3 separate regions of the Homo sapiens genome follow, and regions 1 and 2 are each linked to region 3. Evidence: chromatin contacts called from ENCODE Hi-C or POLR2A ChIA-PET data. All regions are on one chromosome and are shown on one strand. The core of a region is the stretch at or near the end of the contact, and the rest is flanking DNA. Distances in the headings are between cores, read along the strand shown.

Region 1 (3,929 bases), core at 1,378-3,877, 2.7 Mb before region 3:
ACGACTTACTCTGCCAGAGGCACCATAGGAAATATTCTTCTTCTTTTTTTTTTTTTTTTTTTTTTTTTTTTTTTTTTTGAGATGAAGTCTCACTCTGTCACCCAGGCTGGAGTGCAGTGGCATGATCTTGGCTCACTGCAACCTCTGATTCCCGGGTTCAAGTGATTCTCCTGTCTCAGCCTCCCGAGTAGCTGGAATTACAGATACCCGCCACCATGCCTGGCTAATTTTTGGATTTTTAGTAGAGATGAGGTTTCACCATGTTGGCCAGGCTGGTCTTGAACTCCTGATTTCAGGTGATCAGGTGATCCACCCACCTCAGCCTCCCAAAGTGCTGGGATTGCAGGCGTGAGCCACCGCTCCCAGCCCAGGAAATATTTTTACTAATTGTGTGACTTCAGGCAAGTTACAGAACCTCCAGAAACCTTAATTTCCTCATCAGTTATGGAAACAAGATGTACCTTATAAAGAATGTGTTAGCATTAAATGTGATTAAGTGATGGTACATTGCTTGACTCGGAGGTTCCATCCATGGTAATAATTGTAAGTACACTAATATATGTATATATACGTAATACACAAACAAATGTAATACAGTGTCTGTAGACATGCTAATATATGTATACAAGCGTAAGCATAGACGTATACCAAGGTCAAGCCTGTAGTCAGTTCTCAGTCCTCATCTGAGCTCATCAGCACAGGCTGTCCCTCCCTCCTTGACTCTCATCCTTTACTAGGTTTTGGGGACATTCTGCCCTCAGGGTCTTCCACACCTGCAAGGGCCCCTTCTCTTTTTCCTTTTTTCCCCTTTGCCCCAATCCCTAAATGCCACAGAGTTCAATCTTTGACCCCATTCTCTTTCCAATCAACAAGGGGCCTACCCAAGGTGAGAGCAGTGGGACCTGAGGCCCAAAAAGACTGGGCTGGAAAATGGAACAGGTCCCCCAGCATCCCAATGTGCCCGGAAAGGACGACACTCCAGGGGGAAACACCTCCTGCCACGCCCTGGTCTCCAGGGGTGAGCATCCAGGGTACTAGGGCAAGCTGGCTGCTCCCAAAGGCAAGATGGTGCCTCCTACAGGCAAGATGGCAGCCTCCACGGAGGAAGATGGCGGCTACCTTCCACCCACGACCCCGGTCAGCTGCTGCCCGGCCCACCTTGTGCCCACCTTGTGCCCACCTTGTGCGGCGTGTTGACCACAGAGAGGTTGTAGCCGTACTGGAAGGCTGAGCCAAAGGCCGCGCTCAGTGTCGCCAGCAACAGCGTCGGCTGGAGCCGCTGTAGGAGACAAGTCCAAGGTCGGGACGCTGTGGGCTTGGGCCTCGGGAAGTGGAGTGGCTGGGCCTCCACCTCCCTCCAGCCTGGGCTGGAAGTGGGGGATGGGGGATCCCAGGCCGTGCCCCCGGAAAAGAGGAGGAGGTGGCGCAGGGCTGGGGCTTTTGGGGGCTGAGGTCTCTGCACGCATTCATTCCCTCCTTGAGGATGTATCTGAGCATCTGCTACGTGCCTGGCCCTGTACTAGGCCCTGGAGGCCAAGTGTGAAGTAGGGGATGCTTTAGGAAAAAGGCCCAGCAAAGCACTGCCTTTAAGAAGCTCACTTTCTAGTGAGGGGAGCCCACCCCGTCCAAGAAAGACAAAGATGATAATTCCAAATAGCTAGAATGCTGTGAGGACAATAAAATAGGGTGATGGGTGGGGTAGCAGCCTGTGAGGAATGAGAGACTGTGTTCAGTAGGGTGGGCAGGGCAGGGAAGGCCTCTCTGAGCAGGCGCCCTTTGAGCCGGGACCAGAATGGATGAGAGGGAGCAGCTGTGTAAGCATCGGGGGGAAGAGCATCCCAGACAGAGGGACTCATTGCTTGCCTCTGCCTCTAGAACAGGCCCTTAGGAAAATCCCGGCAGTCGCCTGTGCTCAGGGCCAGGCTTTCCATGGTTGCCACAACACCCAGGGCAGCTTGGAGGGGAACTGGCCTGAGGGCCAAAGTCTGAGGAGCAGGTGGGCAGGGTCTCTGACCATGTCCTAGAGCCAAGGCCCTGGTGCATGCCCCCTCCCCACTGCCCCCTCCACCCCTCACTCCTGTTCCACATGTCCTCACCCCAACCCTCACACTTAGCTGCCTGGCTGCCCACAGCCCGTAGCTCTGCACATCCAGGAACAACCAGACAGAAGGGCAGGATTCGGGCATTCTTCAGAGGCCATCTCCCCTCGATCTTTAAGGGTAGGGGAAGCGGAGGGGAGCAGGGGTGGAAGGGAGAGAGGCATCTCCAGCACCATCCGCTCTCCCAGCATTCGCTCAGCCACCCTGGCCCATGTCTGAGCCATGAGGTTTGAGCATAGCTGCTTCTCCACATGGCTCTCCCAGGCCTGGTTATCCTGAAGAAAAAGGAAGCACGCTACCCGCTCCTTGCTAAAAGCATTCCACGGCCTTCACCTCCCTCCACAGGTCTGCACAGCTGGTGGGAGAGGGACAGTGACAGGTTCCTAGTCTTGGCACTTACCCCCTCCCTGGATGGAATGGGTGGAGGGGTTCCCGCCTCTTTGTTCTCCATCCTTGTTCAGGTGGGAGAACAGGTGTGCTCTACCTCCCAAGTGACACCTGCTCTGCGCCAGCCACCTAAAGACCGGCTGTTTCTCCCCTGGGCCTACCTGGCTTTATGATCCTTTTGCTCTCTGGACCCTGCTGACTTTCCCCAGGAGCAAATTCTCCTTGGAAATGTTGATAAGACACACGTTGCCAGTGCACAAATCATACACAGCACGAATTTCGTCTTTGCACCCACCAAGCCCCAAGCCGAAAGCTCCCTAGTTGCACCAAGGAGAGAGAAAAAACATTGCCTGACATTGGTCCGCAGAAATGAGGACTTTCAGAGACCCAGTGAGGCTGTGACCTGGATCTAGGATGCTTTTTCTGTGTCATTTTTCCATGTATGCCTCTTTTTTTTTTGAGACAGGGTCTTCCTTTGTTGCCCAGGCTGGAGTGCAGTGGCGCAATCTCAGCTCACTGCAACCTCGGCTTCCTGGGCTCAAGCTATTCTCCTGCCTTAGCTTCCCAAGTAGCCGGGATTATAGGCACGTGCCGCCACACCCAGCTTTTTTTTTTTTTTTTTTTTTTTTTTGAGGTGGAGTCTCGCTTTGTCGCCCAGGCTGGAGTGCGGTGGCGCAATCTCAGCTCACTGCAAGCTCTGCCTCCCGGGTTCACGCCATTCTCCTGTCTCAGCCTCCTGAGTAGCTGGGACCACAGGTGCCTGCCACCATGCCTGGCTAATTTTTTTTTTGTATTTTTAGTAGAGACGGGGTTTCACCGTGTTAGCCAGGATGGCCTGGATCTCCTGACTTCATGATCTGCCCGCCTCGGCCTCCCAAAGTGCTGGGATTACAGGCGTGAGCCACCGTACCCAGCCTTTTTTTGTGTGTTTTTAGTAGAGATGAGGTTTCACCATGTTGGCCAGGCTGGTCTAGAACTCCTGACCTCTAGTGATCCGCCTGCCTTGGCCTCCCAAAGTGCTGGGCTTACAGGCATGAGCCACCGCACCTGGCTTTTTTTTTTTTTTTAACTTTTATTTTAGGTTCAGGGTATATGTGAAGGTTTGTTACATAGGTAAACTCGTGCCACGGGGGTTTGTTGTACAGATTATTTCATCACCCAGGTATTAAGCCCACTTCCCAGTGTTTGTTTGCTGCTCCTCTCCCTCCTCCCACCCTCCAGCCGGAAGTAGATCCCAGTGTTTGCTGTTCCTTTCTGTGTGTTCCTAGGTTCTTCATATATGCCTCCTCTTGTGCATTTGGACTAATTGTCCATTTGGGGGAAAGAACAAATTAAACACTTTCAGAAAAACACAGTTATTATTTCTAATTACACTAAATAGTGTTAAATAAGTCAATAAAATATTGGACAAAGGTGCTTATTTCAGAATCATTTCTACTAGCA
Region 2 (4,581 bases), core at 191-2,690, 2.1 Mb before region 3:
CATGTGCCCGGCCTGCATGTTGCTTTTTTGTTGTCGTTTTTGTTTTTTCAGAAGGAGTCTCCTGTCACCAGGCTGGAATGCAGCGGCACAATCTTGACTCGTTGCAACCTCCGCCTCCCAGGTTCAAGCGATTCTTGTGCCTCAGCTTCCCGAGTAGCTGGGATTACAGGTGTGCACCACCACGCCCGGCTAATTTTTGTATTTTCAGTAGAGATGGGGTTTCACCATGTTGCCCAGGCTGGTCTTGAACTTCTGACCTCAGGTGATCCGCCCGCCTCGGCCTCCCAAAGTGCTGGAATTACAGGTGTGAGCCACCGCGCCCTGCCTGCATGTTGCTTTTTAAAAACAATGTATCATCCATCTATGCCAATAACTCCAGATCTGGCTTTCTTTTCTTTTCTTCCTTTCTTTCTTTCCTTCTTTCCTTCCTTCTTTCCTTTCTTCCTTCCTTCCTTCTTTCTCTCTCTCTCTCTTTCCTTGCCTTTCCTTTCTTTTTTGAGAAGGAGTCTCGCTTTTGTCGCCCAGGCTGGAGTGCAGTGGCGCGATCTCGGCTCACTGCAAGCTTCGCCTCCCGGGTTCACGCCATTCTCCTGCCTCAGCCTCCCGAGTAGCTGGGACTACAGGCGCCCGCCACCACGCCCGGCTAATTTTTTGTATTTTTAGTAGAGAGGGGGTTTCACCGTGTTAGCCAGGATGGTCTCGATCTCCTGACCTCGTGATCCGCCCGCCTCGGCCTCTCAAAGTGCTGGGATTACAGGCGTGAGCCACCGCGCCCTGCCTGGATCTGGCATTCTTTCTAATGGTTGCATTATGTTCCGAACTATGGCTGTCCTATGATTTATTCAACCATGTCCCTATCCGTGGATGATCGTGTTTCTAAAAAGCTAGTTTTTCAACCATTAGAGCGGCTCAAGGAGCTGCTAAACAGCACTGGGCGCATAGGCTGGGTTTGACTAGACAGGATTAGCGAGGGGGAAAAAGACTAATTACAAGCAGTTGCGTACTCTGGAGATGCTCCCCTTAGCAGAAGCTCGGTGGACTGTCTGCAGCCAGACCTCCGGGCCTGGCGGCTGGCGCGGGAGGCAGAAGGCGGGGCTTTCCTACAGGGCTCCGTGCCCCGCCCTCCCCGCGCCGCCTTCCACCTCCGGCCGCGCGGGGGCGCTCCCCGGCCGGCTCTGTCGCTTCCGCCGCCGCCCCGCCCACCCGGGCTCACCCCTCGTCCCGATTGGCTGCGCGACGGGAGCGCGCCGAGTCAGGGGGCGGGCCCGCGCCCGCTACAAAGCGGCGAAGGTCACGGCGCGAGGAGGCGCGCGTCGCCGCCCCGCGTCCCGCCTGCGGCCCGCGCCCCCGGCGTCACCGCCTCCTGCCCGCCTGCCCGCCTGCCCGCCTGCCCGCCTACCCGCCTACCCGCCTACCCGCCTACCCCCCTGCCGGCCTGCCGTCCTTCCACGCGGAGAGCCATGGAGGGAGTGAGCGCGCTGCTGGCCCGCTGCCCCACGGCCGGCCTGGCCGGCGGCCTGGGGGTCACGGCGTGCGCCGCGGCCGGCGTGTTGCTCTACCGGATCGCGCGGAGGTGAGTGCATGGTTCGGCCCCACGCGGCCCTCTGCGCCGCCCGCCAGGCCCGCCCCCGCGCCGCCCCGGCCCGCTGCCCCCCTCGGCCGGGACCCGGGCTGCCCGCGGGCGCGCGGAGACCCCCGGCGCGCGCCGCCGCCCCCCGAGACCGGGTTGAGACTGCAGTCGGGAAGCGGCTGCGGAGTCGAGTGGAGCGGCGGGGACTCCGGGAACGTGGGGCGCGGGCGAGAGCGCCGCGCGGGGGCCACAAACTTCCTCCGGGAGCCGCGGGGGGCTGGAGCCGGTGCGCACGGGCCGCCCCTGCCCTCAGCCCCGTGCTGGGCCCCGGTGCACGGCGATGCTGGCGATCGCGGCTGGCGGTTGCTGCTCGGCATGTGACGTCCCGGGCGTTTTTCTACACGCCTCGCATCCGCGCGTTTCAGAGCCACAGCCCCTGCTTACGCTAGAGCAGCTGAGGGACAGGGAGGCTCAGTAACTTGCTGTTAATGAGAGGAATCATGGTTTGAGCCGATGGAATCTGCAGGGCAGACCCCGAGGCTGGGCTGCCTCCCAGAGGTGGGCAAGGCCTGAGATGCCTCCAAACAGTTCAAGACGGGCCGGGGCCACCCTCCTCCCTGCCCGGCTCACGGGCCATGCGGGCCCCCGGGTTCAGATCCGGCCTCTTTCATCGGCCTCCATCGCCAGGCATAAAAGCTTAGTGGCCTGTTGCTTCAGCAGAGCCTCGCAGGTAGCTTACTGTTTCTCCACTTGATCCACCTTTCCAGAGGGCAGGGGGGAAAGTGGGGTTGTGAGAACATCCTAGAAAGAGTGGATGGGTTTGCAGCTTCGGCAAGGGATGCAATGAGCTCACACCCTTAGGAAAAAGGGGAGAAGGGACTTGCCCACTCAGCAGCAAGTGGCAGAGCTGGGGTTTGAACCCTGATCGTCTGGCTGGTCTGTTTGTTCTTCCTTAACACATACCGGTGCTGCTTCTCTCCTCCAGGGGGGAAACGGGGAAAAAGAAGTACAGGTGGTTGAGTCACAGAGGCTTCCCAGAGGAGGAAGGCATGGGAGGGACATCAGCTGTGTCTGGAGGATGGGCCAGATGTGACTGAGGAGGGTAGCTGGGGATTGAGTGACCCCAGCCCAGAGGTCCCTGACAACCCAAGTCTCTCCATGTCGGTTTCTGCTGGATTCCTGGAAGTTGAGCATCTGCAGGACCAGCTTGTCCAAGCCGGTGGTTTTATACCCAGGGGACCGAGGTCCAGAGACCTCAGGTGATTTGCTCACATTCCCAGAGCATGTTGCCAGCTGAGCTGGTCCAGCACCCGGTGTTCTTCCTGGACGAAGCCGCCTCTCAGCTAACCCAGGATGGGGGGTGTTGCCTCAAGGATGAGAGCCTGGGGGAGGGGATAGTCTGCCAGCCACACAGCACCTCCGTTGTGTTTATTGAGGCTGGACTTGGACTGGGTGGCTCACTGTGCCACACACTGCAGCTGTCCTCAGGGATGCTGTCTCCCCTTCCTGCCCTGCTGGCCACAGCTCTCCATCTCCTGGAAACAAGAGTCTGGGGCCTTGGAGAGATATTGGGCTAGCTGGTGCCAGGGGAACTAGGAGGGTGCCTGGAAGTCCTTTCACGCCCCTGACGACACCAGCAGGTCACGGTGTGGCATTGAGACCCTTGCTGTTGATTGGGCCGAGAAGGGCCAGCCTTTCCCAGGATGCTTTAAGATGTCCTCATAGAGCACTGGGTTTCACCTGGAGGTCATAAATTGGCCACTGTCACGATTCAGAAGCCAGACCAACCTAGCAAGAGGTTGAGCCTTCCTCCGAGGAGGAGAGTGCTGTGACAGTGAGGAACCAAGCATTGACTCTGGCTGCAGTGTAGGTTTTGAATGACCCTCGGGAGGGCATGTAAGGAGAGCTGTTTTTGGAAGGCGACTTGGCTGGGTGGGTGTTTGCAGGCTCAGCACAGAGATGGACAGAGAGGAAGATGTAGAGGGAGTGGGCAGGTCAGCCCCACCTTGTGCTTTAGGACTGGCTGAGGCGCATGGGAAGGAGGCTGCTTCTCTGAAGGACTGAGTCCTCCCACAGCCTCAGTCAGGGCCCGCCCTGGCTTCCCCACGCATGGAGTCCTCTCGCTTCCATGGTTGTTACTGATGGGAGCAGCTGATGGCTGTAAGCACAGCACACTGTCTCCTCATGAAACTGCCAGGGCGGGCTCTACTGTTCTCCCATTTTACAGATGAGGAAACCAAAGCTTGGGGAGGTTGGGCTACCTGCCCCACATCACCCGGCTGTTAAATGGCAGGGCCCTGCCTCGCACCAGAACTTCAGCTTGTCAGCCCAGCTTCAACCTCTGGGTGCTCATGGAGCCCCTTGGCTGCTTCTCTGCACCTATGGGAAGCCACCACGGTCGGCACAGTTGGGGGGCAGATGCCCCAGTTTCACTTCCCTGTGTCCAGGCCGTCGTGAAGTCTGTGGCTTCCTAGGCCTCCCTGTCCCCTGGACGCTGCTGCTCGGGTGCCTGTCCTCAGCCCTCTTCAAACGATGCCCAGGATCCGTGCTCTGCCAGCACATCCCTGCACACACCACCGCCCCGCCTCCGGGGCTTTGTTGGTGTTTACTGGGATTGTCTCCTTTCTAGTGTTTGGGGACAAAGAGGATGCAGCCTCCCAGAGGATATGCAGCAGAGCCTCATTCTGGAAGTCAGAGTCCCCTGTAACGGCCCTTCCCGTTTCCAGGCTCCCCCCTCCCACTCACTCTCCTGCTGCTGCGCACTCTCCCTGAGCAACCGCCGCACCCCGGGCATACGTTGGGTGGTCCCCTCCCTCTGCCGTCTGCCCTGCTGGTGAGCACAGCTGTGCTTCAGGGCGACCGCAGATGCCCCGCTTATTGGCCTCTGTCCTGTGGTATCTGTCACCAGCTGCCCTGGGAGGTCGTCGTTCTTGTCTTGCTCACGTTTGCATCTCTGCCAGCCTAGGGTGGTGCTTGCTTAACTGATGGGATGTTCCGCTCGCACCAGGAGC
Region 3 (4,175 bases), core at 1,676-4,175:
TGGCCAAAATGGCAAAACCCCATCTCTACTAAAAATACAAAAATTAGCCAGGTGAGGTGGCACCTGTAATCCCAGCTACTTGGGAGGCTGAGGCAGGAGAATCACTTGAACCTGGGAGGCGGAGGTTGCAGTGAGCTGAGATCAAGCCACTGCACTCCAGCTTGGGCAACAAAGCAAGACTCCATCTCAAAGGAAAAGAAAGATAAGAACTCAATCCCAATATGAGCATTTAATATACCATTAGGGGTTCTTAATGTGGGGTCCATGGACTCCTCCAGAGTCTGAAAAATCCCTAAAGTTGTATCTTTGTGCACTTGGGCATTTTTCCAGAAAAAGGATCCAGGAAAATGTAATCAGATGTCAAAAGTTAAGAACTAAGGAACTGTGTGGCCTCAGGCAAATTCCTTAACTTCTCTGGGCTTCAATCACTTCATCATAAAGAAGAAGTGAGTAAATGTCAATTGTTTTTTCCTTTCCCCTCTAAAGGTGACCTTCAACTTACTATGGGTTTATGTTTGGATAAACCAATCAAATATCGCCAGCGGAAAATGCAGTTAATACACATAACATACAGAACATCATAGCTTAGCCAGGCCTACCTAAACACACTCAAAACACATTAGCCCACAGTTGGGCAACATTATCTAACACAAAACCTGTTTCATAATAAAGTGCTCACGCCTGTAATCCCAGCACTTTGGGAGGCCAAGGCAGGTGGATCACCAGAGGTCAGGAGATCGAGACCAGCCTGGCCAACACGGCGAAACCTTGTCTCTACTAAAAATACAAAAATTAGCCAGATGTGGTGGCACACGCCTGTAATCCCAGCTACTCGGGAGGCTGAGGCAGGAGAATCACTTGAACCCAGGAGGTGGAGGTTGCAGTGAGCCAAGATCACGCCACTGCACTCCAGCCAGGGCGACAGAGCGAGACTCAGTCTCAAAAAATAAAATAAAATAAAATATAAAATAAAAAATAAAGTGCTGACTACCTCAAGTAATGTCTTGAATACCATACTGGAAGTGAGAAAACAATGGTGGTGTGGGGACTTGAAGCGGGGACCACCTGGATGTCCTTTGAGCTTCTACCACTTATTCTCATGTTTCCTGAGTGCCTTCCAGAGACAGGCACTTCTAGGGACTGGAGCTACAGTGCGATGCACACTGCTTTGTCTGCCTTTTAGCCTTAACCCATTGAGTTTAGGATAAATGGTAGGGAGAAGATTTGGAGGTTTTTGGAAATACCCTCCTCACACCAAGGTTCACCAGCTTCACGAGCTCCTTCAAAGTGCCACCATGCCCCCAGGGTAACTTTTTTTTTTGGAGACATAGTCTTGCTCTGTCGCCCAGGCTGGAGTGCAGTGGCACGATCTGGGCTTACTTCAACCTCTGCATCCCGGGTTCAAGCGAGTCTCCTGCCTCAGCCTCCCTAGTAACTGGGATTACAGGCGCGTACCACCACACCAGGCTAATTTTTGTATTTTTAGTAGAGACAGGATCTCATCATGTTGGTCAGGCTGGTTTCTTGAACTCCTGACCTTGTGATTCGCCCGCCTCAGCCTCCCAAAGTGCTGGGATTACAGGTGTGAGCCACCATGCCCGGCCACCCCCGGGGTAACTCTTATCAGGCCTGGTCCCTAACTTCTGGCAAGGGGAACTCTCTTCTGAGGGGTGGGTAGGCATCACCACTTTGGAACTGGAAGGCATTGGAAGGCATGGGCAGGGCCCTGCGGAATGAGGTGGCTTGGCCCGAAGTGGAAGAGGTTTTTTTTTTTTTTTTTTTTTTTTTTTGAGACGGAGTTTCGCTCTTGTCACCCAGGCTGGAATGCAGTGGCACAATTTCGGCTCACTGCAACCTCCGCCTCCTGGGTTCAAGGGATTCTCCTGCCTCAGCCTCCTGAGTAGCTGGGATTACAGGCCTTGGCCACCACGCCCGGCTAATTTTTGTATTTTTAGTAGAGACGGGGTTTCACCATGTTTGTCAGGCTGGTCTCGAACTCCTGACCTCAGGTGATCCGCCCGCCTCGGCCTCCCAAAGTGCTAGGATTACAGGCGTGAGCCACGGCGCCCGACCAAAGAATTTTTAAAAGTCCACCCTGTACCCACTCTGTGGTTCTGGGACGTGCCTCACCTGGACCGGCACGTTGTACTTCTTGCGTTTCTGGAAGATGCCCACGGGGTAGACCTCGCGCACGTAGAGGATGAGATGCACAGCCACCTCCAGGAACTCGCAGAGCACATCGGCCACCACTGCAGGGGGGCACAAGCCGGTGGCGCGCTCGAGGAAGCCCGCCGGCCCAGACGCCCCCGCCCCCGGGCCCGCAGGTCCAGCCTCCCTACCTTGGCCAAAGTTGAGGTCTTGTCGTGTGAGCGTGGTCATCCTTCCCGCTACCTGAGTGTTGGGGCAAGGGCAGAGGGTAGTTCCAGAGACCCAGGAGCCCAGAACCCGCTCGCTTCCACCGTCTCTTCCCTCCCCACAGTCTGTGGGAACTGGGGAAGGACCTCCCGCTTCGCACAGGCTCAGGGCAGCTGGAAGAACCTCCACCCCCACGCTGGCGTCCGTGCTTGGGGGCATCAGCCTCTATCCACTGGCCGCCCGCGCCCCCTCGCCCCGCTGTCTCGCGGGGTGGAAAGACCACAGCTGTGCCCCCGAAAAGGGCAGGGCCGCGGACGCAGAGGGAAACAGCGGGATGCCCAGGGCCGGGAGCGCAAAGCGGGACATGCGGAAAGCGAAGCGGGGTTGGAATAAGACTCCGCCCCCTGCTACGCCGGATCCCTCCCGGCGGGAATCCCGCCCCCTCTCCCCTCCCCCAGTACCGGCTCTGCGCTCGGTTCCCGCCCGAGATCGGGCCCGGCCCCGCCGCGGGGAGCCACCGACCGGACCGATCGCGCCTCCCGCTCAACCCGGGGCCTCGGCGCCGCTCGGTGACGTTCACGGCGCTCCGGTGGGTCCTAGCGCCCGCCCCGCCCAGGCCACGCCCATTCCCGCACGGCCCAAACCGGGCCTCGCAGAGGGCGGTTCCGCATGCGGGGGCGGGTCTCCGAGGGGCGGGGGCCGGGCCTCGGCGTCCGGGAGGGGCTGAGACCCGCCGCGCCACCTCCCTTCAACTTCGGGTGGGCGCGAAGAAAACACAACGTTGATCTCCACGTTCCATTGGATCGCTACATATCTTCCCCCGAGGGCATTTCTCTCGCTTTAGCAGGCGCCGGAAGAGGGCTGGGGAGGGACGGGGGAGCGCGCAGCTGGGGACTAACGGCAGCCACATCTGAGCTAGCCCGAGTCACCATCCCTGCAGCTGCCCACGCAAAAGCGAATCCTCTGGCTCGGGGGCGGGAACAGGGGAGGACAGGATTGTACCGGTTGTCAAGGCCCGGGTGAAATTTTAAAAATAAAAAAAAGAGGGCGTGCACCGGCGTCGCCCCTGCTCCGCCCCCACCGGGTACCTAAATGCAGCCTGGCCTGACCGCCCAAGAGGATGAACCCTCCCCGCCCTACGCTTCATAACAATAGCTGACCTTTTTGGAGCTCCAGCCGAGTGCTGGGCACTGGGCTAAGTGTGTCCGTGGATTATCTCAGTCCTGGGAGTAACTCCATGAGGCAGTTACTGTGACTGTTCTCTTTATACAGATAAGTCAAGCGAGGTGCAGAAGGGTGAATAACCTGCCCGAGTCTCCCAGCTGGTGGGGTGGGCGATGGCCGAGGTGCCTCCTGCCACTACATTTTACTGCTCCCAAGTCCCCCAGGGGCGTGGACTCGGTCTGGAAGTCCTGTAAGGGCCCTCAGAGATGATATTACTAAAATAATAAAAAATAATGACTAACATCGAGCACTTCTTATGTGTCAAACACTGATTCCGTTAATTCTCTCATTAACCCTAGCAGCTAAGTCTCCATTTTATAGCCCCACTTTACAGATGGTTAAACAGGCCCAGAAACGTTCTCTAATTCGCCAAAATCACACAGTGGGAATACAAACCCAGCTCTGATGCCTCTTCTGACACCAGGGCTTCCACTTATTTACAGCCCCCTTATTTTACAAGTGAGAAAACTAAGATCTGAGAAGCAGCTACGGAGTTAGTGGGCAACAAGTCAGGACCAGAAGCCAAGAGGACTTTGTCTGTGACCTCCAGGGACGTAAGAGCTTGTTAGTCCCATCCGTCTGTTTGGACACAGATC

The links. Hi-C counts contacts between places; a loop is a spot of excess contacts on that map. ChIA-PET counts read pairs that join two places held with the same protein, here RNA polymerase II (POLR2A). Pooled maps may share reads with other maps.
Region 1: POLR2A ChIA-PET joins it to region 3 with 10 read pairs in activated CD4-positive, alpha-beta T cell. The contact joins the promoter of SLC2A7 here to the promoter of MAD2L2 in region 3. A Hi-C loop is called at or near these places in 1 of 168 maps with a recorded cell type or tissue (posterior vena cava). POLR2A ChIA-PET finds 5 or more read pairs at or near these places in 1 of 52 experiments (activated CD4-positive, alpha-beta T cell).
Region 2: a loop to region 3 is called in a pooled map, with 2.1 times the contacts of the local background. The contact joins the promoter of TMEM201 here to the promoter of MAD2L2 in region 3. A Hi-C loop is called at or near these places in 1 of 50 pooled maps. POLR2A ChIA-PET finds 5 or more read pairs at or near these places in 2 of 52 experiments (GM10248 and activated naive CD4-positive, alpha-beta T cell).

Annotation. Positions count from the first base shown.
Region 1 is chr1:9,023,796-9,027,724 of GRCh38, forward strand. It overlaps SLC2A7 (solute carrier family 2 member 7), which reads right to left and starts at 2,628. Exons shown (of 12, transcript NM_207420.3): 1 at 2,500-2,628; 2 at 1,181-1,279. The coding sequence starts at 2,550.
Region 2 is chr1:9,587,471-9,592,051 of GRCh38, forward strand. It overlaps TMEM201 (transmembrane protein 201), which reads left to right and starts at 1,441. Exons shown (of 11, transcript NM_001130924.3): 1 at 1,441-1,573. The coding sequence starts at 1,461. RefSeq lists silencers at 1,037-1,446, 1,457-1,656, 1,817-1,886.
Region 3 is chr1:11,678,223-11,682,397 of GRCh38, forward strand. MAD2L2 (mitotic arrest deficient 2 like 2) reads right to left here and starts at 2,926. Exons shown (of 9, transcript NM_006341.4): 1 at 2,817-2,926; 2 at 2,340-2,391; 3 at 2,131-2,249. The coding sequence starts at 2,379. RefSeq lists silencers at 2,248-2,307, 2,748-3,267.